3 separate regions of the Mus musculus genome follow, and regions 1 and 3 are each linked to region 2. The links are chromatin loops, found by intact Hi-C in ENCODE. Cell type or tissue: heart. All regions are shown on one strand. Links, peaks and the distances in the headings refer to the core of each region. The heading gives the core; the rest is flanking DNA.

What was found. Peaks named below come from ENCODE experiments on the same cell type or tissue, not always from the same donor. Only the 100,000 strongest peaks of a DNase experiment are listed, where the experiment ranks them.
Region 1: it touches region 2 in a loop (2.7-fold over the local background); 20 of 42 quality-filtered maps call a loop at or near these places.
Region 3: it touches region 2 in a loop (3-fold over the local background); 2 of 42 quality-filtered maps call a loop at or near these places.

The regions. Positions count from the first base shown.
Region 1 is chr6:125,511,201-125,521,696 of GRCm38, reverse strand. No RefSeq gene overlaps it. Among named protein-coding and RNA genes, the nearest start is that of Cd9, 22 kb to the right of the region's middle. In heart, for the core only: no CTCF peak of the experiment used is centred there; a DNase peak (open chromatin) is centred at 6,036; H3K27ac peaks cover 1,085 bases; H3K27me3 peaks cover 270 bases.
Region 2 is chr6:125,603,576-125,606,075 of GRCm38, reverse strand. It overlaps Vwf (Von Willebrand factor), which reads right to left. Exons shown (of 52, transcript NM_011708.4): 15 at 1,731-1,946. Among named protein-coding and RNA genes, the nearest start is that of Vwf, 52 kb to the right of the region's middle. In heart, for the core only: CTCF peaks have their summits at 1,228 and 1,427 (motif pointing right); DNase peaks (open chromatin) are centred at 1,515, 1,795 and 2,175; H3K4me3 peaks cover 155 bases; H3K27ac peaks cover 212 bases.
Region 3 is chr6:125,213,399-125,223,894 of GRCm38, reverse strand. Vamp1 (vesicle-associated membrane protein 1) reads right to left here and starts at 8,314. Exons shown (of 5, transcript NM_009496.3): 1 at 8,168-8,314; 2 at 5,195-5,321; 3 at 4,826-4,984; 4 at 4,258-4,309; 5 at 1,589-3,845. The coding sequence starts at 8,169. The coding sequence ends at 3,829. In heart, for the core only: a CTCF peak has its summit at 4,693; a DNase peak (open chromatin) is centred at 5,139.

The DNA of each region.
Region 1 (10,496 bases), core at 4,933-7,432, 89 kb after region 2:
CTATTTAAAGTATATATACATCAAAGATAGAGTTCTTGCCTAGCAGGTACAAAGCCCAAATGCTGCAGGACAGTATGGAATGCAGAAGCTACATCGAGGTTAACATGAAAGCAGCCAGTCACGGGAGAAACACTAGAAACCCTTGCTCTCTGTAACTGACTGCAAATGCAGCAGGCCTGGGAAAAGTGCACACATTAACAGCAGCTCCGAGCCCAGACTTTAGATGAGAAGGCAATGTTGGTAATGGACTGCATTTAGTCTACATGTGTGCACTTCCCTGGTAGTAAATTCTCACTAAGCACCAACCATAGGCAGAGACAAGATGGGAACCCTCCACATGCGCCCGTGGTTATTTACAGTTCTCGACACCGCTGGGCCCTTAGAGCATCAGCATACTCAGACCTTCCTAACCTGTCAGCAATTGATCATACACCCAGATCTTCATTCTGCCTGCCTGGAGGAGGGGGCAGACTCACCAGCACTGTGATGCCACATAACTAACAAGCTGACTCCACCACACACACACACACACACACACACACACACACACACACACACACTTTGCTACCACAATTCATGAAGCTTCTGCTTCCTTACATTCTAACTGTCCTCCTCTCCTCCCTGTCCATTTACAGCAGACAGCCCCATCCATCCCCAAGGATACAGAGACAATTCCCCAGATAAAGGGACACTCCCATGAGCTTTAGTTTACCCCCCTTACACTTTTAACCTAAATGGATTTTTTTTTTAAAGCCAGAGCCATTTGTGCAAACATGCTGGCTCTCTGAGCCGCACAGTCTGATAGCTCAGGAGTTGCTCTCATTCATTTTTAAAGAGTCTCTTAGGAGACGCGACCTCGCCGAGCTGAAATAAAAAAACACTCAGAAATGTTCATAATAGAATAAGATTCAGTTATTTTGCTAATGATCCTGGAATGCGAGCAAATAAGCAATTGATTTAAACTGCAGCAGGAGAAAGGTGAGTGCAGGAGAGTTGGGAAGTCAAGCTAGGGTCTCTGATTCTCCTGTGCCTATGCTCAGACTCACCCAGGGATGCTCCAGTAGGATGTAAAGGAGCTCTCCAAGTCTGAAGGACCCTGAGAATACAAGAAGCACATGATCTTCCCACTGCAGCGACCCCCTTGGACCACACACTATAATACATCCGCAAGAATTAAGGTATAACCCAAGAATGCCCAAACAGTGAGGTCAATATGGCATGGTAGTACTGTCTGACCTCAGTACAAACTGGGTGGGAAAACGTTGGCCAAAGAATAAATGTGTAAACAATACTGTCCTACGGCTGAAGCTTTTTTGTAAGAGACAAGAGAATGGTCTGCTGTGAAAGGCTAAGATGGCTCTCCTAGAGCAAAGATAAGTATGGCCTCCTCATTCCCACCCCTTCTGGGATCACTCATTGGCATAATCAAGTTATTCTTGCTTAAACCTTGTATTTCTATTCTGGCAACAACTGTGTCTTCTGGGATATGTAAGAATTTCAAACTAAACTCCTTATAATTCAGGTATCCCAACCAACTCCTCCTATACAAAAGCCAAGGTCTCCCTTCTCCATCCAGTAGGTAGAGAATCTTGTGGCCCCCTCTTAAGCAGAGACTGTATCCTCACCAACATGAAAGTAGTTACAGAAAACTGATTGATCATTACCTTTCTGCTCCTCCAAAAGATTTTTTTAGAGCCATGGCTCTCAGAATAAGAACTGAAGAAAGCTACCTCAAGACTACCATGAAAGAAATCAGAATAGCTATTTTTATACATGGATAGTGGGTCATATAAAGAAAATAACAAAAGGAGGGAATGAAGTCCTGTGGGACACTGTGATGGTTTGTATATGCTTGGACCAGGGTGTGACACTATTAGGTGTGGCCCTGTTGGAGTAGGTGTGTCACTGTGTGTGTGGGTGTTAAGACCCTATCACTAATTGTCTGGAAGTTAGTATTCTGCTAGCAGCCTTCAGATGAAGATGTAGAACTCTCAGTTCCTCCTGTACCATGCCTGCCTGGACACTACACTGCATGTTCCATCCAACCTTGATGATACTGGACTGAACCTTTGAACCTGTAAGCCAACCCCAATTAAATGTTGTCCTTATAAGAGTTGTCTTGGTCATGGTGTCTGCTCACAGCAGTAAAACCCTAACTAAGACAGACACATGAGGTCCAGCTTCCAGTCACCCATTCCCCCCTTCCCCTCAGCACTCCCCCTCAGAAAAATGTCTGTAACCTCGGGCACTTTTAGCATCCTTGTGTCTTTTTCAAACCTAGAGTCTCGGCAATTCAAGTAAACACTAAGAAACTCCTCCGAAGACCCCAGAGCACCGCTGGGCAGCTAGCACACCTCTTGCATCCAAATCTGTCTCTGGTCTTGATTTTCGCTTCTCTTATGGGGACTCCCAAAAACCTCAAATTCCACATCACTCAGCCCCCACATCACAATAGGCTCTAACCTTCCTACCACCTTCCCAATGGGTACAACTTTCAACTCACCAAGATACTCCTGCCTTTGCTTTTTACTATCCAACGAGTATTCCTCACCTTAATGACACAAATAATTATGTTAGCCCAAAAACTTTCAAAAAAAACAGGGAAGTTGGACCTCAAAGAGTCATCTGCTGAAACAGTGCCTTCTAGATGGTGAGTAAGAGAGACCTGAAGCAAGAGCCAATTGCTGACCTAGTCTCATCACTGGACTGAACATTCCCAACAAAACAGATGGAAAGAAAAACAAAAGACAGCTTTCCATTGCCCAAGATAGGATCCACACCACATTGTTCAGCAATACTGTTAATTCCTGTCATAACTTAAATGAAAAGTCACAATGTCTGGAGTCTTTGATGTCCTGAAGATGAAGGAAAAGGATGTTCTCTCATCCCTTGCAGCAGAAATCTACAGAGGCAACACCAACCTTGATTTCCAGATAGAGTCTCTACAGGAGGCAAAGTGACGTCATCTTCATCATAAATCCTAAAAGACCCTGAGAGAGACTGCCATCGGCAGCTCAAACCACTGCTGTTATTGAGACTCCTGCTGACGTCAGAGCTGCCAAATCATCCTGCACGCTGACCAGCTAGCTGAGCTGGAATTCCAGTGTTACTGGCCACTTCACTCCTGAACCTTCACTAACCAGATCCAAGCAGCCTTCAGGAGAGCCATACCTTTGGGTGGTGAATGATCCCAGGGCTGACCACCAGGTTTCATCTCAACCTGCCTCGGGGTTAGAGGGATATCTGATTATTGTACGTAGAAAACCTAATTGTTAGCAAAATATAGAAGCTTAAATAGATGTCAAATGCAATTAGGTGTGTCCTGAAGAGACTGCAGTTTGGGTGTGCCTCTCAAAGCCTCATAGGTAAGAATGCTAAAGAGTGGAAAGTCCCTGCCTATTTTAGCACACGAGGCTTGGGAGAGGTCTTGTGGTCTTTGCTCTATAACCCGAGGCAAAGCCAGCTGGATGGCCTTGAGCCGCCTCACCTTAAAGGTGAAACAATTAGGCTCCTACTGACTTAGCTTGGAGCCCCTCCAGCCCACCCCATATACACACATGCATACATACACACCATGACTCCTGTAACATGCTTCAGCCTACTAGGGGGATAGGGGAGACGCTAGAAACTTTAAAAAAAAATAGCAATTAGACTTTGACAGCTCTCTCCGTTTGATGTGGAAGAATCATCATGGAAGGAACTCTGGGTATGAGACAAAATTTTCTCTCTGGGCTGGCAGGACACAGGTAAAACGCTATTCTAGGAACAAGAGCCAAGGAGCCCTCTTGGGTTTGGAAGCACACAAGAGAACTGTAGACTAGTTTGGACCAGGCTGGCCTCAAACTCAGAAATCCACCTGCCTCTGCCTCCCAAGTGCTGGGATTAAAGGTGTGTACCACCACTGCCTGGCTGACACAATCTTAATCTATAACCACCTTTTGTTTTGTTTTGTTTGTTTTAAGATTTATCTTTATATTTTTAAATTATGTGTATATGTGTGTTGAGGAGGTCCTCTGCAAGTGTGAATGCAAATGCCCATGAGAGTCAGAAGAGGGAGCTGGGAATTTGAGTCACGGGCAGTTTCGAGCTGTGTAATGTGAGTGCTGAGAACCGAACTCGAGTCCTTTGCAAGAGCAGTATGCATTCTTAATGACTGGGCCATCTCTCCACTGGCCTTATGTTTAACAATCTGTCTTAGGGTTTTACTGCTGCGAACAGACACTATGACCAAGGCAACTCTTTATAAGGACAGCATTTAATTGGCACTGGCTTACAGGTTCAGAGGTTCAGTCCATTATCATCAAGACAGGAACACGGCAGCATCCAGACAGGCATGGTTGCAGGAGGAGCTGAGAGTCCTACATCTTCATCTGAAGGCTGCTAGTGGAAGACAGACTTCCAGATCAGGGTCTTATAGCCCACACCCATAGTGGCACACCTACTCCAATAGGACCACACCTTCTAATCGTGCCACTCCCTGTGTCGAGCATATACAAACCATCACACAATCTAAAGGTTCACACCCACAACAGCCACAGAGGATGGCTCTTCTAAAACAAGCACAAGCATGGCTTCCTGGTTCTCAGACCTTCTATGCTCACCCATTGGTGTAATCTTTACTCTTGCTTCCATCTTATAGTCCCGATTTTGTAACATTTGTGTCTTCTAAGCTATGTAACAACTTGAAACAAAACACCCTACAATGCAGGAATTCCAATCAACTCCTACCACTGAAAGCCAACGCTTCTCTTTAGCAGTAAATAGATGATCTTGTGGTTCCTCTTAAGCAGCCACTACACCCTCATCAACATGAACGTAGCTATAGAAGGTTAATTCATCATCACCCTCTTTGTCCACCACCACCCCAATTTTTAGGCCCAAGTCTCTCAGAGGATTGGGGACTGGTGAAAGTTACATCAAGATTAACATATGAAAGAAGCCAGTTGTCAGACAAACCCTGGAAGTCCTTACTCACTGGGCTCCAAACAGCAAACAGAGCATCCCTGAGAAAGCAGCCTTATTCGAACTGGGACAGATAGGAGCTATGTAGATGGCCTAAACATGGTCACTGATTTCCTGACCCAGTGCTTCTAAGAACAAGCTTTTCCCTCAGTTCACAGACCCAGCCCCATTCTCAGAAGTGCTTTCTTTTTCTTAACAAACTGTCTCTATTTCTATCTCTAACCAGGTGTCCCCTGCTGACCAAATGTTTTGCCCTCAGACACAGAGATCTGGTAACTTGAGTGGGTGGCCACAGACTCGACTCCTCACCTATAACACTAGGTTCAATTCCCAGGGCCAAAAAGAAAATCAAGAAGAATTTATTTCCTATACTTATATCTCAGAGTCTCCAGTCTGTGACACGGTGAGTGATTCAGTTGTTTCTGGGCCTCTGCTCTCTGAGGCAGAGCATTATGACAAATGTGGCGTGCTGGGTCAGAACTGCTCACCTCATGGTGGCCGGGGAGCAAAGAGGAAAGGGCAGAGGGCAAGATAAACACTACAAAGGCACACACACACACCACATGCTAGTGACCTACTTCCTCTGACCAGGCCCTACCCCCTAATAGTCCAGTTGGCTATTTATTAACCCATTGTCTTAGCTAGGGTTGCTGTGACGAAAACCCCATGACCAAAGAGCAAGTTGGAGAGGAAAGGGTTTATTTGGCATTCACTTCGAAATAACTGGAAGTTACTACATAACTGGAAGGAGTCGGGACAGGAACTCAAGGAGGGATTGACCTGGAGCAGGAGCTGATGCAGAGGCCATGGAGGAGTGCTGCTTACTGGCCTACTTGCTCATGGCTTGCTCAGCCTGCTTTCTTATATAACCCAGACCCACCAGGCCAGGGATGGCACCATCCACAATGGGTTGTCCCACCCCCACTGACCACTAACTGAGAAAATGGCTTACAGCTGGATCTCAAGGAGGCATTTCCTCAACGGAGGCTCCTCCTTTCTCTCTGATGACTCTAGCGTGTGTCCAGTTGACACGCCAAACCAACAAGTACAGCCATCAATCCACTTAGAAAGTTGGGTGCTCGTGACTCGGTCACCTCTCAAAAGCTGGCAGGCAGCCAAGCCTTGGAGAGACAAGTTTAGAATCAACCCTGATGAGAGTGCAAGCTGATGTCTGGTGTTGTACGGCTACTTCCTCTGCACTTCCTTCCTGGAGTCAAATCTTAGGACCCCAGGTCTTAAATATATATATATATATATATATATATAAATCAGGAAGCTCAGAAATTTGTGATTCGCAAGCTCAGAAGACTCACTGGTCTCTTCCCTCTGCCCCCTGCCCCGTCCCCCCACCTCCACCCCGCCCTGAGAGATGAACATGGAATGGTTTCTTTGGTCATTGTTGGTGCCCTATTTGAGGTGAACAGATGTTTGTTCAAACCTCCCTTAGGAGGGTAACCCAACAGTTGGGACAGGGAATTGTACCAGTGCCTCCCTCATTAGCCAAGCACAGGGACCCTCACTGGTCATCTTCCCATGGCCCTTTCACAACCCACCACCCTGGTACTCTCTGCTTCCACCGTATGCCTCCCATTCTCCACCCCTCCCTCCCTCTGCCAAGGTTTTCTCAGCTGGCACCTCCTCCATGCAGCCTTCTGCAAACCCTGCTGTCAGACTATCTCCTCTGCTCCCACAGCTGCCTCTGCAGGCCCCGGGAGAGCAGCCCAGGCCTTGTTCTCAGGCTCTCAGGCCTTTGCCTCCCTGTGCAGACTGTGAGCTCCCGGGGTCTGGAAATGAGCCTATCACTGACCCTAGTGTCTATTCTGCCTTTCCTGTCCCCATCCTCTTGCGGGTTCTGCCTCAGATGACACGGAAGCCTTTTTCCTTTATTACTAGAACCAGGGCCATGTTTGTGTTCAGTGGCCCTAAGGGAAAGGCTTTACCTCTGTCTCTTGTAGCTCCTGCCCTACAAAGGCAGACCCAGCCAGACTTTCTGTTTTCACCTCAGTCTAGAGAGGCCACAGGCTCTGTATTGCCTAGCTGTCACCATGACTATCCCTGCTTATTCTAAGCAACAAGCATTCTGTCAAAGCAACTCTGATAGAGATCAGAGGAAAGTGCCTCACTCCTCACTCCCTCCTATACATATGCATTTTTACAAATTCATATCAAGGTGGGGCTGGGGGAGCACCCAGGCCCGAGGATAGGGCATTGAACAAGCTTTGAAGATCCCTGGCTTTCAAGTCATCTCCACTCTGACAGCAGGGAAGAGAGAAAGCAAGGAGGCAGGACTGGCTAAGAACCGGGAAGGGTGGAACAGCCTCGGAGAGCCCTTAGAAGCCAGCTTGTCCTCGATTCTCCAGAAACCAGGGGGCTGGAGAGGGGTGCCAGCCAGCCACAGAGAGGCATTGTGTCTTTCTGGGGCTATGGTAACAAAGCACCACAGACTAGGTTGTTTAAAGAGAATTGTACTGTCTCCAGACTCTGGAGCCAAAGTCAGAGATCAAAGTGTGGGCAGGTAGGTATGGGCAGAGTGGTGTGGGCCGAATTGAACCCTCCTGTGGGCTCTGAGCGAGATGGGCCAGGCTCTTCTTTCCTAGCTGCTGATTCTTTCTTTGCTGGCAATCTCTGTGGTCCAGTCGATGAAAAGTCTCCAAACTCGTGAACCATCTCCGCGTATCTTTGTTGCCTCCTTATTTCCACTTTAGTAGGTTTATTAGCATTGTCGAACATACATAGCAGACTCAGGGTGTGGTGGAAACTCAGGCAAGAAGATCCTGCGTTTAGGCCTAGCTAGGGCTACATTTTGATACCATCTCAATAACAAAGTAAAGTAAAATACAAGGGAGATGGTGTCTGAGCAGCAGCATCTAGCACTCTGCTTCTGGTGTGTAGATACAATGTAACAGTCCATCACTTCTGCCACTAGTACTCTCCCTCCCATCCCTCTGCCCCAACCCCCCCCCCCATGAAGGACTGCAACCTTAAAAGAGAAAAGAAAAATTAAATTGACTCTTAGAAACCATTTTAACCATTTTTAACTCTACAGCAAAGCAACATTAAGGTTCACTACCGGGCTCCAGAATTTTTAGTCTGTCCCACCCTGAAACTCCATATCTGTGCATGAAACCTTGGCTTCTTGTTCTCCCATGTAATCTCCAGTCTCTAGTAACCACTGTTATTGCCTATCATTTGACTCTCTTCTAGGTCCCACTTAACTGGAATTGTCCAGTGCGTGTTCTTCTGTGGCGGGCTGGCACTCTTTTCTAGGCAAGTTCAATGTTTGTATAGGACAATAATCACATGAGACTAAAGCCCCACCCACTCCAGTGTGACCTCGCCTTAACAACCGGCTGCATCTGCACCAACATGATTTCCAACTGAGCCGGGCTTAGGTCCCTAATTATGAATACAGGGGACACAGCTCAACTTCCTAACAGCCTCACTTGTAGACAACATAAGGAAGGCTATATGAGTATGTTTTGTGTTGTTGACCATTAACACTACTACCTCCAAACTGACCCCTCTAGCAGGGGTTATTTCCTGACATTTTTTTCCAGCCCAGCTAACTCACTGCTCAGGAAGGGAAGGAGAGGAATTACTGGCAGATGGCCCAGAGCATTCTCTAAGTGAGCTCCGAGTCCCAGCCCTGAGACTTCAGTATGACCTGCCTGACTAACAGGCAGCCACTCTGTCCTCTAAGGGACACCAAGTACCAATCCACCCACCTACCAGGGCATAAGCTGCCTGGACCAGGAGGCTTCCTCTGCCCACTAAATACCATTTCCTATGTTCCACAAATAAAAATGAACACTGTGGTATTGGCCTGCTTCTAGCTAGGCCCTGGAGAAAAGGTCCAGCCTTTGCCCTGGGAAGTTTTGATGGAGGTAAAAGGAAAAATAAAATAAAAATGAAATCTACTCTGTAGATGGCAGTTGTGGGATCAAATCAGAAGGAAATGCATTGGAAGCTCTGGGCTGAGCAGAAAACCACAGAAAGGAAGGAACCAGCCATGCAGATACTGGGAGAGAAAGATCCTAACTGGGGCCATAGCACTCACTGTGGAAATAGAGTTCAGAGTGTGTTGGGGAAGGGGGACAGTGTACCAAACAAATAAATGATAACACCACAGACCCTAAGGAGGCTGGGTATCACCCTGAGAAATGGAGACCCAAGGAAGAATGAAGGGCCTGCCTAGCATGCTTCACGCCCTGGGCTCAGACGAATGAGAATGGAAAGCCTCTTGCCTCGAGAAAGCTTAATCCAGGACCAGTCCCCAGGAAGCAGTCTGCTGACTGACCGTGAAATCCAAGCTAACCAACCATACCTGGGCAAAGAAAGCGCTTTGCTGCCCAAGAGTGAGGATCTGAGTTCTGGTCTCAAGAACCCGCCTGAAGGATGGTAGCAAGCATCTCTGATCCCAGAACCCCTACAGTGAGCGGGACATAGAGAAGGTGATGCTCTGAAGGTTTGCAGGAGAGCCAGCCTGGCTTACAAGTCACCAGACAACAGAGGACCCTGTCTCAAGTATGGTAGATAAAAGGACCTATGAGGCCGTTCTCCGATGTCTCCGTGTCCACCATGGTATAAGCACCTGCTCACTCTCTTGTTCTCGCTCTCTCATTAAAAAAAAGAGAACAGAGTTGGCTTAGAGAAAGGTTAAGTGTGAAGAAATACATAGCTCTCGGCTTTCAGAACCATTTTCTCTACCAGGATTAGATTTAACATTTTCTATCCAAAGTGGGGCAAAGTTCATTGTTTGACTTTTCCTCTTTAATTTTAAGTTGAAAAGGAAACTGCAGTTATCTTTGGGTGAACCGCTTTGCCTCAGAAAACTGGCTATCTTGGGTTAACTCCATGCCATACATAGACAAGACAGAAGGCATGTTGTGTGTATGTGGGGGGAGTCTGAGCTCACATCTCCAAGGAACTGGACTCAAAGACCAAGAGTAAGCATGTCTCCCTCTTTCTACCTCTCCTTGTACCCTTTGGGCTGGTATTCCTGGGGCAGTTCCTCTGCCAGAAGGATGGTCAAGGGATAGGGACAGGGACAGAAAACACTAGAGTTTCGCTCTGTGTGTGTGTGTGTGTGTGTGTGTGTGTGTGTGTGTGTGTATGTGTGTGTGTGTGTGTGTGTGTGTGTGTGCTTGCGTGCGCGTGTGATGTAGGAGGGAAGAAATATGTACATACTAGTCATGCAAGTCACAGAGGCAAAATGGTGGCAGGAGAGATGTGGGCAGAGCCATATAAATATTGTGGGGTGAGCACATTCCTGTGGCTCAAGGACTGGGGACAACAACTTGAAGATCTGGCCAAGTTTATGCCAAGAGGGGTGCTCGTGGGATGGAGCAGGGCCAGCGCTAAAAATACAATGATATTTCTGTGCCCAGCAAGAGTATTAGCATCTGTGGGGTTTGTGTGGTGGGAAGAAGTGGGTTTGAGGAGGGAGGAAGAGAAAGCAACCCCAGGGAGGGGCTAAAAGCGAAGGCTGGCCTGCAGCAGGAGATTCCAGACAATTAAGGCAGGCCCAACCCGAG
Region 2 (2,500 bases), core at 1-2,500:
GCCAGCCAGCACTTGAAACTGTATCAGAAAGTTAGAGCTCCTTAACTAACTCACCCCCATTACCACAGTGTCAGACACCTCATGGACCATAGTCTCTTCTATGGAGGTTTCTTTGCTGCTCCCAAGAGATGAAAGAATGTCCCCAAAGGCTCTTGACCTTCAGGAAGAATGTCCTAAACTAGCACAGCCTTCTGATGCCATCACATTGCATATGGCTAATGCAGAACTCCTAATACAGCACAGCGCTGACTAGTTAAGTTCCCCAGGTGCTAGAAGGCAGCCACTAGGAAGGAGACAGACAGTAAGGGTCATTGGAATGAAGAGCTTAGAGACACAGAGCTGCTAAACTACAGGTAAACTTCTAGAAAATTCTATACTACATCCGTTGGGCTGTCAGTATTCCCTTCGTCCAGGGTTGGATGGAAGAGGAGGGCACTGGGTGTCCCTTTCATTCCTACTTGCTTCATCCATCTCTCCTTGGAACAGAGCATGTCTCCCTTCGTCCCGTCTTTCATCAGACACTGCTTAAGACTCCAAACACAAGCTCGTGAGACACCAATGCTGACACATGTATGTCTCATCAAGTCCATAATGTTATTATTTTTTTTACCACTTCCCCTAACTACTGTCCCCCTGCTTCCCCAGCACTGAGGCAGGTGGATTACCTTGAATCCAATACCAGTTCAAGATCATGAATTCTGGCATAGCCTGAGCTTCAGAGTGAAACTTTATCTCAATAAACAACCAAAATGACAACACAAACTAAGAGGAAAAAATACTGAGGGACAAAGAGGCCACTCGGCCACCAGGAGCACTAGCTGTTCTTGCACAGGATGCTGGTGTATTCTGCAGCATTCATACGGTGGCTCGTGACCATATGTAACTCTAGTTTAAGGAAATCTGACGCCCACACCCTGAAACTCAGAGTTCCACCTACCTTCCTCCTCCAGACTATCTGCCCAAACTCCTGCCCTGCTAACCTCTCTCTGACACAAAAGCACCTCTGCAAACCTTTGATCGAGAACACCTCCCCAGAGAGTCCTCCTCAGCTGTCCCTTCACTCAGTGTGATTGACAGGCACCTCCGAGGGAGGTCTCAAAAGGAAGCTTCAAGATTCTGTCTCCCAGTTGTCTAAGCCTGGACACTAGCCAAATGTCTCCAGAGGAAAAACAACAAAACAGTAAGCAGGGTTTAACTGCCCAGGGGACCACGGTGCAGGAGCAAAGACCATCTTTGATGGCAGGAATCTACCACAGCTTAGGACAGATGCAAATTCAACTAGAACAATGGCATTATTCAATGCTGCATAACTTTATACGATGCCAAAGACCGTGGGCCAGGTCCCACGTCTGCCTTGCCTGACATTACAAGCAAAGGATTCCAGCATTCCAAACTCACACCACGGCATGCTCATACAAGGAATGAACACTAGGTGGCAGCATTTACAGGCACTCTCAGCCAGGCCTATGCAACTCCAAAGTCCATGGCTTCTGTAAGGAGTTCCAACTTACTTTTACGCAGGAACCCACCCCATTACCAGCCAAGAGCAGAAGGCAGGAGAAATGGCTGCAAAAGAACTGTAGCCCCAAGTTTGTCACTGGGGCCTGTTTCCAAATGAAATTATTCAAAGAAAGTACCTTTGAAAAGGACAGGTGGACCCAGACCCACAAGTTGTCAGAAGAGTTTGAATTGATTGCCTAAAGGAGGTTAACTGGTTATGGAGTTCTCACCACAGAAGCCAGGCTCCCGCCACCCGATGTGCACGCCTTTTCGGGCACACTCGGCAGCATAGTTAGCTACTGCGTTACACAGGCAATCCCGGCTGTCGGAGCAGGAGCAAACATCATAACGGCAGTTCTGCAGATAGGGCAGAGGGCTGACTGCGTGGTGGCAGGCCTCGAACTTGGAGGACGTCAGGAGCGCACAAGCCTCCTCTGCAAACCTGGCTGTTGAAGAGAAAGGAGAGCCTGTGCAGAACAAGACGTGGCCCTGCCCGTTCCTCTGGGGCCAGCCTCAGGGACTCTAACATCCATACCTCACCCCACCCTCTTCCCCACAAACAAAGCCAGTTCCCTTTTCTGTTGCTACCAAAATTAATCTATCTGGCTCTGGCTTCTGGTGCCAATGTACAGTTCTGCGTTTGGCTCAGTAACGGGTAAATGTGCGTTCCCCAAAGACCCACTGACCGGAGACGGTGGTTAGAGTAGCAGAAGCTAGCAAGAGCAGAGATGTCGCAGCACCGTGTCCACACAGGGTCACTGCAGCGCATCTATCATACAAGTCAACTTTAAGCTCCCACACCCACCGCTGCTCTAGACTGGGTCTTTTCCGGGCCAGAAACGACCCAATATTCTATTCTTTCTTGGGATTTCACCCATGGATGGAGGGTGTTCAATAAACAAACTTTGAAAAGGAAATGAGCCAAATGTGGATCTCAACGGCCAGTGGTCAAAATAAAGGCTGGGCCAATGGCTCCGCCTTTGCCTTCCCTCTCTCTGTG
Region 3 (10,496 bases), core at 3,583-6,082, 390 kb after region 2:
CATTCCTAGCTGCTCCAACTCCCAACTCGTTGTTTCAAGGTACGAAGCAGAGGCCCTGGGCTACATCTGCACCGTTACATCATCAGATATTAGGGTTCTGACCCTTCAGACAGCTGCCAGGAGTTTTGGGAGAGTTATACAACACTCCCTCAGCTGCACGAGAGCTTCCTTGTGCTCACTGCTATGAAATACCTTATGGATACAGTGCATCCGAGCCTATAAAGACCATGAATTATGATGTCTGTTATCAAAAGTAAAGTGGGGGGCTAGAGAGATAGCAACCCGTGGATAGGAGCGCTGGTAGATTTTCTACACAACCTGGATTTGGTTCCCAGAACCACATGGTAGCTCACAACCATCTGTAACTAATTCCAGGAGTCTAACGCCCTCTTCTGTCTTCCTAAAGCACCAGACATGCATGTAGTACTCACACATACATGCTAGAAAAACAGGTATATGCATAAAATAAAAACAAATGCATCTTTAAAAATATCTGTGCATGAGTGTGCCTGTGTGTATGTGTACCACACGCACCCAGATGCCTGCAGAGGTCAGACGGGGCCCTGGATCCCCTGGAACTGTAGCTACCTACAGGTGTTAGTGGCCATGTGGGTGCTGCAAACGAGACCTAGGTCCTCTGAGAGTTCTCTTTAGTAGATCTATTTATCTTACCATTTTATGTGTGTTGAGTGTTTTGTGTGCAAGTGTGTATGTACACCACCTGTGTGCCTGGTACCAGGAGAGAGTGTCAGATCCCCGGGGACACACAGAGGGCTGGGGTCGGGGTGGGAGGTTGTGATCCTCCATATAGCTGCTATAAATTGGACCCAGGTCCTCTGCAGAAGTAACAAGTGCTCTTCACTGCTGAACCAACTCTCCAGCCCTAAATTAAGATTTTAAAAATTAAGTTGTGAATGATGGTGCATGCTTTAATCCCAGCACTCAGGCAGCAGAGGCAGGGGGATCTCTCTGAGTTTGATGACAGCCTGGTCTACAGAGTACATTCCAAGGCAGCCAGGGCAACAAAGAGAAACCTTGTCTCGTGGGTGGGGGGAAGGTTTTCTGGGTTTAGAAGCTAGTTTTTGCAGACATTAGGAACAGACCAATGTCTTAAAAGGAGGTGGGGGAAGGGCTGCAGAGATGGCCCCGTGGCTGGGGCACTGGTTGCTCTGGGGAGGATCTGGATGCCAGGCACACACATGTTGTAAATACATACATGCAAACACTCACACGCATACAATAAACAGAACTAGATCTTGAAGTGAACTTGCTATTTCAGAAGAATTAGTATGGAGAATCTACTTACAAGGCAAGCACAATGGGGCACACTGGAAACCCTGTCTTGAAAAACTAAAGAAAATAGAAATGAAGCTGAAGAGGGGAACAAATCATGCATGAGGACCAAGGAGGTACGGGCTGGAAGCCTCCCCCAAGAGGTGACAAGCAGGTGGAGAGGCCTGGGAGGGGCTGAGAAAGCCTGCAGCTGTCTGCTAGCATTTGGTGCCCACTCAGCTTCCTGTCAGCACTTCCTCTCACCAGCACCTGCAAGCCTGGCTGTTTCAGGTATGAAGGCTAAGACACAGACCACTTCCGCTGCCAACACAGAGACTTTAATCTCCAGGAAGAACAAAGAATACACACATCAGCCCTTCTGGCCTAGAGCCAACATAGGACACCACCTTCCTCTCCCCCTCCCCAGCACAGCCCAAACAACAATCAAGTCAATGTTGTGGTAGGAATTTGTATTTTTCGCCTTTGTTGAGAATACATGAGATTGGTAAATATGTCACATGCCTTTGGTGGAAGTACAACTCTTACTACTATACATAAACTGTGAGACTGGGTTAGGAAAGAGACAGAGGTAATGACAGACACGATGGAAGCCCCACATCATCCCATGGCAAACAAAGAGGAGATGTGGGAAGCTTGGCTTCAACTGACTGCAAAGTCCCAGGGTTAGCTGCATATTTGCTCATGCACATGGGTGGTGGGAGGGAGAGAAGACTGCAGAGACACAGAAGGGGGTTCAGGGTGAGGTGAGATAGAAAGTAGAAGGACTAACACCCCCAGAAGAACGAATGCCAACTACACCTAAGCCTTAGATGGACAGAAACCCAGGAAATAATTCCCGTGCTGGGGCTGGGTGGGCCAACAGGGAACATACGCTCCAGGCTTGGGACACACCAAGGACAGTGTTGCTTCTTCTCCAGAGATGGCTCCCTGCACTAGGCAAAGGGAAGCCCAGAGCAGAGTGGAGACCTTCGGGGGACATTGGGAGGCTACACTGACTGCTTTCTTCCAGCTCTTCAGCCCTGCCCTGAGGCAGCACGAAGGGAAGGTGGAAAATGGGCCAAGGGAAAGGAAGGATCGATGGCTCTGCAGAACGAAAGGCTGCTGCGTGGGAAGTGGACCCCCGGCCTAGCACGGCCCTGCCTCCTCCAGTTTGTGGACCAGAGCACAGAAGGAATAGAGGTCTGAGAACATTGCCCTCCTCTTCCCACCCTGCCCTCCACCCGCCGGGCACCTGGCTTTGTCCCATGCGGGATCCTATCATGACACTAGAAGAAGCCCCCGAGACAGACTGTGCAGCTCCTATCCTCGGCTCCAACAAACACAGCATGCAAAGGGAGTGAAAGACAGGAGGCAATGCAGAATGGATGGGCACAGCGGCTGCAGGGAGAACTAACGGAAGAGTGGCAGGCAGCTGCGGATGCGAGGCCCATGCCGCACAGCAGCGCAACGGCACACCAACACAGCCTGGACCCTCCTATCCAAAACTGAGCTGCGGGATCAGTGGACTTCTCTAACTCTGGAAAGGCCCTCCTGCCTCCCCCCGTGTTACATACAGGGTAGTGTGGAGGAAAGTGTTCTGTGGCAGCCTGGGAGTCTTGCCATGCAGCTCTCATTTCTCGTGATCAACAACAAGGGAGGGACAGGCCTTTCATTAGTGAGATGGCAAGAAGCACACTCCTGAAAGCTTGTTATTTTCCAAGCCCCTGATTCCCTGAAATTATTTGGTGCCTTCATGAATAACATCAAATGCTTCAGGTGACATGAAGAGAAGCATGTGGGATGGCTTCTAGGAGAAGGTAAGAGTGTCCTGGTGTTTTTACAACCAGAAAGTACGCCTTTCCTAGGCCTACAGAGAACAAAGCGAGCGAAAGGCTGTAAAGTTCCCCACAGACACAGAAAATCCTGTACTGACATGTAAAGAGTAGCTACAAAATACAAGTCTGACTTTTTCTAAAAGGGATTTGAAGTTGGTCTTTAAACAGACCTCTGGGACCAAAGGCAGGCCTGGTATGGGAGAAAAGTTTCAAATAAGGACAACAGTTCCCAACTAATATATACATATACATGTGCATGTACATATACATGTGCATATACACATGCACTGGCAGCAAGCTACTACTTCCCAACTATTCTTGCTCCCCTCCTGCCAAAGGCCAGCCTTTCTTGGAGACACCATGGACACAAATACCCTTCTCCTCCCCTCAGCTATGCTAACTTCTCAGACACTTCACCTCTGCCATTCCCGGCCCCCTCCTTCCCTTTGGCCACAACTCTTTTAAGCTCCAGGCACACGATAAATGGGTAAGGAGGAGGTGCCAGCCGTTGTCTTCGGGTAGTGACTTCAGGACTGGACCACGAGCAGCATTTCTAGTTTTGAGGAAGGGTGCAAATGAACGCAACAGTAAAGGAAGGGTCATGGAGAAGCCTGGGCCAGGATGGAGAACGGAGGATGGAGGAGTTTGTTGAGAAAGCAAACAGAGGGGAAGAGACATGAGCTTGGGTGGCAATGGAGAACAGGGAAGGGATGGCACATTCTCAAGTAAAAAAGTAGACTGGACACAGGAACCAGCAAGTCCCAGACGGAGAAGGAAAAAAGAGACAGGAGAGAACAAGAGGGCAAGTTACAGCACATCACCAGACATTCAGGTCTCTCAGTAACAGGCACCCCAGCCCCAAGGTCTCCCTTGGACCCAAGCTAGTGGCAAACAGCTCAACCCACCTCCTCAGCAGAAGGGGCAATCTCCCACAATCCTTTGCAGGGGGGCGGCTTGTCCATCAAGGAATGTCCTTGTTTTTGCCCTTCCTCCCTCCCAAACCAGACGACGATCCCCCAGTAGCCGTCTCCATACCTCTGCAGAGCGGCCCCACTCCCCAGGCAGGCAGGCAGGCAGGCAGGCAGGGCTGGGAGAAGTCTCCAGGACCTTCCCACCTCTTCACCCCATCAGCGACCTCAGCGATACTTACTTACAATCACTACCACGATGATGGCACAGATAGCTCCCAGCATGATCATCATCTGAGGAGACAGATGGGGACAGAGCATGAGCCCTTGCACTCAGAGATGGGACCACCCACAGGCCTCTGCCTCTTGTACGGTCACAACCTCAGGAGCATAGGACCTGCAGCCTCATGTTGTTTACTTCCTGTTGCCTGTTTGTTTTTTTCTCTTGGAATTCCAATGGATGGGCAAACTTTGTGAAGTACCTGCTCAGGCTACAGAAGTTGTGGATGTTTAAATACATATACTGAGCCAGTGTATGGCTGCTGGGTGTCTGAGGAAAGAGCCAGGTGAGACTTTCTGCAGAAGATACTAAATGAGAAAGAGCTACCTCACTAGTCTAAATTCTGAGTTCCTCTACCTAGGGCTTTCTTAGTGGTTCTGTTACTCTAGCCTACCCTGGTGGCCAACACAGGTACTACATATCAAGGAGGCTTCCAGATTTCAGAGGAAAGAAAATGAGAAGTTAATGGCTCTCTTGCCTCCTGAGAGGGGAGCGAGGCAGGAAAAGCTGGAGGGGGCAGGGAATCTCACCTTGCAGTTTTTCCACCAGTACTTCCTTTTTAGCTTGGCAGCACTGCTCTCAAATTGTGATGCTCCGGCCTGCAAGGCGTCAGCCCGGTCATCCAGCTCTGACAACTTCTGGTCCCTCTCCAAGACCTTGTCCACATTCACACGCATGATGTCCACCACCTAAGGAGATTGCAGAAATAAAGACGCTGAGATTTCCCCCCTAGAGACCGAGAAAATGAATAATGCCTGGGAGATCACAAGCCAAGGCCTTTGGATCCATGGCACGCTTTGCCCCACCCCACCCCCTGAGCCTCTCCCCTATAAAAAAGAGGAAGATGGGTAAACCGATCCTTGACTTAGACACTCTCACGGAGGGTGCCAGGCGCCTACCTCCTCCACTTGTGCCTGGGTCTGCTGTAACCGCCTGTTACTGGTCATGTTGGGAGGAGGACCAGGAGGACCCCCACCAGGGGCAGCTCCTTCTGTCCCTTCAGCAGGCGGTTGAGCTGGAGCAGACCTGTGGAGAGAGGCAAACAGTACACAACGTAACTGAGACAAGAAAAGAATCCTATGCATCCTCACCTCACACCACCAAAGCAAATGCTGATTGAAAACGGAAGGCATTTTAGCTCCTCAGCCACCCCCAAGTACTGAGAGGCAAACTCAGACACATCCTCTGGCACAATGGCCATAGGGACAAATATGCCAGCCTTGACCTAGATGGAATTTGCCTGGCCACTACAAGCTCCTCACATGAAATAAGATGGGACAACCCAATCCAGGGGAAGAGAAATTTGTAGAAAACATTAAATCGTAAGGCCACGTGAATCTGAAGTGTGAATATGAAAGGGGCAAGTCGACGGTCCTGCTTGGGGCAGGGTCTGGTTCCCGGTTGGGCTTCACACTGTAGTTGGAACATCACGGCTGCTGCAAAGACAGTTTGGAGAATCACCAAAAGCAAAGTCTGTATAGGTGGAGTGAATCCAAGCCGGTTGTTCTGTTCTTGGCAGAGAAGCCAGGAGTTTCATTTAAAATGAATCTGAGACCTAAAACAATTATACTAGTCGTTCCGAAAAGCACAGACCAGAAATAAAAATGCTAGAAACAGTCCTCAGTGTACACACAGCAGACACTCTGTCCATTCATCTTCAGACTGGGCGATGTCTCAGGATAGTTACCCAGTCCCGTGTCAGATAAGGAAGCTTGAACTACACTGCTGTGAGTTCAAGTCTCTCCACCAGCACCGCTGAGGGCAAAGCGTTCCCACGGCCTTAGAAGGGAATAATCCAGAGTGGGTTTGGTTTGGTTTGGTTTGTGTTTCGGGTGTTTTGTTTTGAGATGAGGTCTCACGAAGCCCTGGGTGTCCTGGAACTCTCTATGTAGACCAGGCTAGCCTGAAATACAGATCTATCTGCCTCTGCCTCCCCATCTGCTGGGGTTAAAGCAACGGTGGGGCCTGAAGATGAACTCCTCTCTGACAGTCACCAGCTAACGAGTTCCCAGAGTTAAACCCACAGAAGCAAGGTAAAGAGAGAAAGCTAAAATTTGATGGGGAATAGAAATTTCTTAAGTGCTAAAAAAAAAAAAAATCTTTGCTAGAAAAGTCCAAGAATAAGTACAGTAAAGGTTAAGCCACCAGAAAGTTGCTAAAAAAAAAGTAAATTCCTTGATTAATTACAACAGAACCAAGATGCAGAATCTCTTTTTCCATAACTAAGGGAAATGTTCTAGACACGATGTAATAACCCCAACCGCTTCTCGGCCTTTTGGCTAAGATCAAGATGTAGAAGCCCCTCAGAAAGACTCTATTAGCAGATTACACCAGCTTCTTCCACTTAAAGGGCCGCTTTCCCATTTCCTTCCTAAACATAGAGGAATCTGCAAAGCCATGGGAGCCACAGGATCTGCACTGCTACTGAGCTAGCTAAGCAATCTAGTTCTAGACCAGAGGGAGGGATTTCAATGAGTTGGTAGCAGCTAGTGTTGGAAGGTGTCCAGGATGGTGGCACCAATGACAAGATTAAGGTCAGAGACCTCGTGATTCCCTGCTAGCCACCATGCTTTCTCAACCTCCTTCCAAACATCACACATGAAACTACCTGCAGCCAGTCAACTAAGAAGGACCCCTCCCCTCCCCTAAACATCTAGATCTATGGGCTTGTAAAAACTGCACAGAATGTTAATGCAGAGAACGGATAAAATGGCTGTGAAGCTTTGGAGAACTCACTTTATTTACTATTTGTGGCAGGTAGAAACACTCCACCCTAACCTATTCAGGGAGTTATAACCCTTATGTAATACAAAATCCTGCCCCCCTTTTGCCAATAGAGGCAACACAAGCAGAGTGTAGTGGTGCACACCTTTAATCCCAGCACTTGGAAGCCAGGGGCAGGTGGATCTCTGAGTTCAAGGCCAGCCTTGTCTATAGAGGGAATTCTGAGACAGCCAGGGGTACACAGAGAAACCCTATATGGAAAAGCCAAACAAAGAAGGGGGATAGAGAGAGCGAGGAAGAGGGAGAGAGAGAGGAAGAGGGAGAGAGAGAGGAAGAGGGAACAAACACAAATAAATCTAGCACCAGGCAAGAGATTCAGATAATAAATGAAAAGAAAGAAAATTCTTCATTGTGTGTATGTGATCCTAAAGGGAAGTTCTTAATTTATCTGGCCACAGAAGGGGATGATGCCAAAAAGAGCTAAAGGCTAAACTATGTGTTTTGGATAAAATGAAGAATTCACTGTTCTCCCTATTTCTCCTCCAATATTTATTTGGCTAGGACTTGATCACTGGAAATCGCCTTAGCATAAACAGCTGCATTAAGATTTCATACCACTGTCCCCTGAGACTTTCTGAGCTACTCGCAAGGCGCCACAGAACTAGCAAGTTAAGTTTCTGCAGCTTTGCTCACAGCCATGAGGCAGGTACATCACACTCTGGGTGAGGGGCATGCATAACGCAGAGACTGCGGGCACTCCAAGTCAAGAATGGACAGGAACACCTATAAGTCTTCCCAGAGGCTTTAAGAGTCTGTCAAACAAGAAAGGGTCTCCGAGTTTCCTGTCTGAATCTATACCTCCCCCACTTTTTCCCCTTTGGGGTTCCACGATACAAAGACAAGAGGGGAGGGTGCGGTGTACGTGGGACCCCCGCGCCCTCGCCCTGCCATGGAGTGCCAGCTGCAGTTGGTGCGGGATGGAGCGCTGCCCGCAGTCCGGGGTGGCCCGGTCTGGGGGCGGCGCGAGCTGGTGGTTCCCGGCGTCGCCGCAGCTGCTGCAATGCGCCATTTCCCGTCCCGCAGAGTCGGACACTGCGGGGGAGAGTCGGTAAAGAGGTGTCGAGGACCCTAGAGCAGAGTCAACTCACATTTTTCTGAAAGAGGAAGTGGAGGTCCGTCCCCTCTCTGGAGAATGCAACGAGACGGGCAGGGAGACACTGCGGCTGAAGCAGACGGAACTGTCGAGCGCCGCCTCACACGAAACACCCGGAACTCTAACTGCGGTGGAACTTACTGCAGGTGCAGGGCCGGCTCTCGGCTTTATTAGACATGACCACGCCTCTCGGATGATGTCAAAACCTCCAGGTCCAATCCTCGTGAGAAATGGCCTGCTAGTCCCGCCCCCACAACTACAGCAATTACCATTGTCCTCTTATTTCTATTTCTTCACTGACCAATACAAAAGTGGCTTGCTTAAAGTCCAGCTCAAACTCTGTCTCCGCCGCTGAGTTAGACCTTTTATGGTGCCTACCAGCCAATCGCTGAGCTGGAGACTGCTGTCATTCTTACCGCTCCCGCCCACAGCACCTGGCAGAAGGAAACCCAAGTGACTTAGACGCTGGAATCCAACTGGCTGCGAGGTTCAGCAGTGAATGCATATTCATGAAGTCCTTGGCCACAGGACCACCCCGTCACCATCCCTGCCTGAGACCATAAAACCCACATTCTTCATTCTTCTCTTCCCTATCACGAACTTCATCCCTAAACCTGTTAACACAGCGACTTAGTTAACCCAGCCCAGAAACCTGAACTAAAGTAGACTTCCCTATTTTATGTTTATGCTTTGTTTTGTTTTTTGAGACCTCTCTCTATAGATAGATAGATAGATAGATAGATAGATAGATAGATAGATAGATAGATATAGATATATACATATATACAGATATATAGATACACACACACATATATATGTGTGTATATATATATATATACACACATATATGTATATATATATACACACACATTATGCGTATGTATGTGTGTGTGTGTATATATATATATATATATATATATATATATATATATATACACACACACACACATATGTATATATATATTATGGTACAAGTTTCTGCCTGCATCTATGCATGCTTGGGTGCCCTTGGAGGCCAGAGGAGGGTTATTCCCTAGATGGTTTTGAGTATATGTGAGTGCTGGGAACCAAACCCTCTGCAAAAGCAATATGCTCCCTCCACCACTGAGCCATCTCTCTCCAGCCCCAGCCCTTTCCTCTTTACTCCTCCTCCAAAATCTAAGTAGAATCAATTTTTCCTTCTCAATACTTAAAGACGTTTCTTCTCTCTTCCAGTAGAATCCCTTTCCTAGACATCAGTTGTAAAATTCAACATTATTTTATGCTTCACAGCTTTAAAGGAATCTATAGCTGTGGTTGCGTTTTCCTAGCCTTAGAATTCTTATTTTACATTTAGTGGAAGCTTAGGTTTTGGATGCAGTGTAAATGTTTATATCTTAGGCATCCATGCAAAAGGAAAGAGAACATAGTAACATTAATAGGACAGTTACAACTTGACGTTCAGAGACTCTTTTCCCAGCAGAAACAGAGGCTTGTGTAGTCCAGGCTGGCTTCAAACATGAAATGTAGTCAAGAATGACCTTGAAATTCTGGTCCTCCTACTTCTGCCTCCTGAATGCTAGGACTGCAGAAGTTTACCACCATGCCCAGTTTTCTGCAGCGCTGGTCAGCGTACTCTGTTCCTTTTGCATGCTAGGCATTCACTCTGCCAACTGAGCTCCATCCCCATCCCCCAGAGACTAACTCTCAGGCAATCATGTGTTTCACTCAGATGTCCACATGTTGGTGTCCTGTGTGCAAGCGTTTACGTCTTTGGAGATGCATGCAGCATTTCATTACTGGACAGGACATACTCCTTTTCTCCCTCTGGAACTTCCTTTCAAGGGCCTGGCATTCATTCTGCAAGTTGTGACATTTTGATGTTCATGAGCAGGTATGACAAATACAGTGTGGGTAGAGCCTGACTAAGCTACAGCAAAATTTCTGCCAAATGGCAAAAGAAAGACGGAACGGAAAAGGGGGGACAATTCTAGATTCAAGCCTGTGTCCAGTCTTGTTACCGGGTACCTACCTAATTACCACAAATGCCATTCACGGCTATTTTTCTTCTCTAAACTTGTTACTTTAGATCTGACCCCTGCCCTGTTTTTTATTCTGTTGCACTTTACAATTGATGATTTTGGTTTTGATTTTGGATTTCAAGACACGGTTTCTCTGTGTAGTCCTGGGTGTTCTGGAACTCGCTTTGTAAAGCAGGCTGACTTCATACTCAGAGATCCGCCTGCCTCTGCCTCCTGAGTGCTGGGATTAAATGTGGGCATTACTGCTGCCCGCTTTTAGATCATTTTGCCTCATGGCAGGTATGACTTGGTTTGGTTTTCTGC